2 separate regions of the Mus musculus genome follow, and region 1 is linked to region 2. Evidence: chromatin loops called from intact Hi-C (ENCODE). Cell type or tissue: gastrocnemius. All regions are shown on one strand. Each heading gives the region's core, and the rest is flanking DNA. Links, peaks and the distances in the headings are about the cores only. Region 1 overlaps Gm41097 (a long non-coding RNA gene). Region 2 has its middle 55 kb from the start of Gm41097.

The links. Peaks named below come from ENCODE experiments on the same cell type or tissue, not always from the same donor. Only the 100,000 strongest peaks of a DNase experiment are listed, where the experiment ranks them.
Region 1: a loop joins it to region 2, with 7 times the contacts of the local background. A loop is called at or near these places in 2 of 42 quality-filtered maps.

What each region holds. Positions count from the first base shown.
Region 1 is chr14:9,448,720-9,451,530 of GRCm38, forward strand. All of the region lies in intron 1 of Gm41097 (a long non-coding RNA gene), which reads left to right. Among named protein-coding and RNA genes, the nearest start is that of Gm41097, 1.6 kb to the left of the region's middle. In gastrocnemius, for the core only: no CTCF peak of the experiment used is centred there; a DNase peak (open chromatin) is centred at 1,355.
Region 2 is chr14:9,392,039-9,394,849 of GRCm38, forward strand. No RefSeq gene overlaps it. Among named protein-coding and RNA genes, the nearest start is that of Gm41097, 55 kb to the right of the region's middle. In gastrocnemius, for the core only: a CTCF peak has its summit at 1,619 (motif pointing right); DNase peaks (open chromatin) are centred at 1,609 and 2,425; H3K27ac peaks cover 489 bases.

The DNA of each region.
Region 1 (2,811 bases), core at 112-2,611, 57 kb after region 2:
TATGTCTAACCCCTCTATTTGCCTTGTAGAACCCTTACTTCAGGCCCATTCAGGGCCCATGCCAGGCTTTTTCTTACATGGTCTCAGCTGCTTCTCCCAAAAGTCTCATGAGATAGCCTTTGTATTTTTGTTTATCCTTTTAACAGATGAAGACTTTGATGCCTGACGTGATAAGGGTGTACTGGCTGGTTTTATGGGTCAACTTGACAGAAGTTAGAGTCATCAGAGAGGAAGACTCAGTTGAGAAGATGCCTCCATGAGTTCCAACTGTAAGGCATTTTCTCAATTAGTGAACAACGGGGGAGTGTCCATCCCATGGTAGGTGGTGCCGTTCTTGGGCTTTGGTTCCAGGTTCTATAAGAAAGTGGGTGGACAGTACCCCGGAGCTCTTGACTCTAGCTGCATATGTATCAAAAGATGGCCTAGTCGGCCATCACTGGAAAGAGAGGCCCATTGGACACGCAAACTTTATATGCCCCAGTACAGGGGAACGCCAGGGCCAAAAAGGGGGAGTGGGTGGGTAGGGGAGTGGGGGTGGGTGGGTATGGGGGACTTTTGGTATAGCATTGGAAATGTAAATGAGCTAAATACCTAATAAAAAATGGAAAAAAAAAAAAGAAAGTGGGTGGAGTAAGCCCTTTGAAACAAGCTAGCAAGCAGCAGTCCTCCGTGGCCTCTCCATCAGCTTTTCTCCATCAGCTCCTCCTTCCAGGGTCCTCTCCTGCTTGAGTTCTGACCTGCCTCCCTACAGGGCTGTGGAACTCTAATCTGAAAACACCCTTCCCTCCCCAACTTGCCTTTTGGTCATGGTGTTTTGTGGAGCAATAGAAACACCCTAAGGAAGACAAAGGATACCATTTTATTTTGTGTATCTGTTGAAAATGTAGTGAAAAAATACTAAAACTTTTACAGTATTTTAGGTAATTTTCTATTTCATTCTGTCCAATATCTGTCATCTATTTTGGGGAACTAGTTACCATGCCACTCAGTAATATTTAAACAAAACACTAAGTACCATGGGCTCAGGGCCTTACTGTGGCTTTGATGAGGGTTCTTGAATCATAATTGACATCTTAACAAACACAAACTATTCTCTCCTATTTTCAAAACCTGAAGCTGAGATGAAGATACATAATTTGGCCAAGGAAAACACAGCTAGCTGATGGCAGAGGAGGGCTGCTGGTCCAGTCACTTGCTTTACATTGAAGAACTTTTCCACAATAAATCTGTAGGTACCTTTAAGGTAAAGAAAAAAATAGTAGGAAGGAGAATCATTCAGAGATGAATGAGCATCCTGAATCCTACTGGGCTGGAGTACATAGGGAATGCAGCAGAGAAGCACTGGCGGCCTGCCCAGTCTCCAGTCACTGGAGAAGAGTCGAGAGGGTGGGGAATGTCTGATTGAGAGTTACATCACATGTGCTGTGGCTGGCATATGAACTGATCAAATCCTGGTGGCTTTTAGGAGGTCGTGGGCTGGTTGCCTCACCATGTAGAGCTGAGCTCTGTTTTATGTCTGCCTCTGCCAGGTCAAGTGACTTCATAAAAGGGCAATTTAAACACCCTGAGCACCAGAGGAAATCTCTGTTTTCTTCCTCATTAGCCTACAGTTTCCTGCTATAATCATTTGCTGGTAATGAAAAATCAAAATTCTAAGCAGTGTATACTAAAACTTTTCTTGGGAAGGAATCAGAGGTCATGGTGAACTGAGAAATACTGAAATATGATAACTGGGAGTGGGTGCAGAGCCCTTGACATTTCTTTAGAAATTTAAGTTGAAGAGAAACCTTAAGAGTGGCATTTAAATTTTTGGTCTGCTTCCATTTCCCTCCAAACTGGTAATTTATTGCCCTTCCATCTGGGTACACATCTCGAAGTCACATTAGGAAAGCCAAGTCTCCAAGGGGAAGCCTGAATCCACAAACAGATGTATTGACCAGAAATGTAAGGGCAAACTAATTCAATTACTTTCAGTGGAGTTTAAAATATAATCCGCACCCAAGCATGTGGGTGCTTCTCACAAAAGGAAAGAGCTTTAAAAACATTGATTATGTTAGCCCGCCAAAGGGCAAGCCAAAAGGTGGCCTTGAATGCCTGGGGGTTTTTGGAGGGCCAGAAATGTTTCTGTCAGCACAGGAGCCAGCGCTATGGAATGATGGAAGAAATGAAAAATCAACCTGAAAGTTAAACACTTTGCTTCAGACAAGCCAGTACAGTGTTAAAATGCTGAATTGCTTTTTAAAAAGGTTTATCTTATCCATGGTGTGTGTGTGTGTGTGTGTGTGTGTGTGTGTGTGTGTGTGGAATCAGAGGACCTCTCCTCACCCAGCCCCCACTCAGTTTTCATAGAGCATCTGTTGGAGAAAATAAAATTTATTTATTTATTTATTTATTCTTGGAAAACAATTTGATCTCTTTTATCTGAAAGTTTTTGCCAATGTTTTCATCAGTTCTCTCAAAGATAGCTGCGATTCCGCTTTGACTTTGAACAAAGAATAAATTGGGTTTCTCTGCAGTGAAAAATAGGAGGCTTGCTAAAAGCACTAACTTCAAAATGGTCCTTACTGTATGATTTGAGAGAGAATATTGGGGGAAAAAGTGCCCAGTGTTGCCTGCACTGAGAAGCCCACTTTGGCTTGTATTAAACTGCAGGACTCTTCTGGGGAAGTGGTGAATTATGATTTGTTCAACCTTAGTGTCATTAATTTTCTTGACCCTCTTTCTGATTCATTCACTTGTGGCTCCACTAGAAATTTATTTTTAATTTTGTGTTGTCTGAAAAAAGCATATTGCTAGAAAAACAAGCACATC
Region 2 (2,811 bases), core at 131-2,630:
CGAGGATTGGGCTATGCCCCACCTATAACCTTAACTAAAAATGGTTCTGGACTATCTGTTCCAGGAAACAGCAACCGTGCCTCTGTTTCAGAAGGTTATTATGACCATCTGCTGTGACGCCTACCTTGTTATGACCCCCTTATTATGACCAACTTGAAATCATGCTTTTGTTTTAGGAGTATGTTATGGCCAACTTGTTATGCTTCTATTCTGCTTCTGTAACCCTGCCAATTTTGCCTGCCAAATCCCCTATTTGGAAATCCCCTACCCCTCAGAGCTAAAAACATCTTACCTTCCTCACATACAGTGTTGATCTCTTGAGCCCTGCCTTAAGAGGGAGACAGCCCAGCTTATGTACATAAATAAGAATCATAATTATAATAATAAAAGCTTGCTTTAATTGTTTGTTTTAAATAATCTGGCCATGATGATTTGAGTCGGTGGTCTTTCTCTTTGAATCGTTGAAAAGAACATGGCCTGCCTCAGTTTCCTTGTCTTTAAAATGACAATTTCACTGGAATCATCCTCATGAGGTTGTTTAGAGAATTACATGAATTATTAATATACAAACGCACATGTGACAGTAGTTAGCACATTGGCCAGAGTCGTAGGGATTTTATTGCTACGATGAAACATCATAACGAAAGAGCAAGTTGAGGAAGATTGGCTTACACGTCCATGTTGCTGTTCATCACTGAGGGACGTCAATGCAGGAACCCAATCAGGACAGGAACCTAAGACAGGAGCTGATGCAAAGGCCATGGGGAGATGCTGCTTACTGGATTGCTTCCCATGACTTATCCAGCCCCCTTTCTTACAAAACGCAGAAGCATCACTGCAGGGATGGCACCGTCTACCATGAGCTGGCCCCTCCCCCACTGATAAATAATTGAGAAAACGCCTTACAGCTGGATCTCATGATGACATTTTCTCAACTGAGGCTCCATCCTCTCTCAGGACTCTTGCTTGGGGCAAGTTGACACATAAAACTAGCCAGTATATCCAGAATCTACATAGGGCTCAGAAGCAGTCTCAAAGGCACAGCTTGCCCTGTGTCCAGAACTTTCTACTGTATGTAAAGCCTTCTGAGTTTGAAAATTGTTTAAAATGAGGCCACCTGAGTTGCTCTGTGCCTTGGAGAGGTGGAACCCCAAAACAGAACAGGCAGCAGGTGTCTTGTTCACTCAGCTCCAATGGCATGATTCCTTGGCTTCCTCTATAGGCTGCAATCCCACAGGCCTGAAACCCTACGGAAAAGAAGGGAGAGGCAGAGGAACTCTGGAGCCCTGTGCTGGTCTGAAACTGCACAGGCCTTGGAACACAGGCTCTGATGCACTCCCAGCCAGGCCAAAGGACAAAGCAAGGAAACCAGTTATCAGAACACCCAGCTGGCTCTCACTGGATGACTTCCTGCTTCTTGAGTTGAAAAGGCTGATGGTGTTCCTAGAGACAAGCAAGAGCCAGTTGTCACAGGAGAAGCAGCATGGCAGTGTGATTCAAGCTGTGACCTTTCAGAGACTCCAACTGTGTCTGGGTTTTCCATTTGCAAGCCCATAGCTAGAAACTCTACCTCCTCAGCAGAAAGTGTCCTCTTCCCAGCAGTTCTCCACTCCGGCCAGCAGATGGTGCAGTTTCCCCTGCGTTCCAGACAGTGTCTTGCTTTAAATCTGAAAGACAAATTGCCTATTTTGCTGGTAATATAAAAAGTAGAGGTCAAAATATCTTAGAGACGACAAGTTGAAAGATCTTTAAAACCTTTGCTTTTGTAGACACTAGATGAAATATGTGTTGTGATTTACAAAACTTTTATCTTATTATCTCAGCCCTCCCCCCAAAAAAGAAAAAGATCAAAATTGATTTTAACTTCCTTTTGGAAAAGGGCTTCAGCTGAGTCCTCCCTCTGTGTTTGACTGGCAGACTTTAAATTGAATTATTCGACTCTCTACTGTTGTATTGTATTACTAGTGTTTTAATGATATTGATAATGAGAAACAATAGAGTTTTACAGGCACTATCATGCTTTAGCCCCACAACACAAACTAGATGCCAGAATACACACTGATTGTATAGCCAAACCCTGAGGCTAAATCAGCACGCACATGCTTAGTGTGTCAGGGCAAGAGCTACTAAGAGTTAGTTTAATGAAAAGGTCGTTATCTTAAGTAAAAGCATGGTTGCCATCCCATTTAACTGTTAATTCTGCTATTTTCCCATGCCCTGGTTAGCTAAACTTAACACAAGACAGATTGTACACTAAATTACCAACAATGGCAGCTACAACGCTGGCAGCACTTACTCTGCATTGGGTGCTATGATGAAAGAAGCTTTAAAATCCCACAACAGGGCGCCATGGGGATGGCTCTGTAGTCAAAGCCCTTGCTCTGCAAGTGTGAAGATGCAGGTTCAGATCCCCAGAACCTATGCAGATGCCAGTTGAGTATGGCAATCTGCCTGGAAGGCAGGGTTTCCCAGCACAAGCTGGCTAAGGAGACCAACCATATAGGAAAGCTCTGGGTCTGACTGAGAGATGCTGCCTCAAGGTATGGTAGAGAGTATCTACCTCAGTCCTCAGGCCAACCCCCACCACACACACACACACACACACACACACACACACACACACACACACACACAAATGGAAAACCAGATTTGGTTACTTAAAATCCACAGCAGTGTTGGTGGGTAGGAACTGCCTAACAGTCATGTCACTGGTAAGAGAAATGAGGCCCAGTGAGGCTTAGTAATGTCACTTGCTAATTCCAGCACTCATATCTGCCACTTTCCTATTAGTGGCCTCCTGTCTTTCCTGTC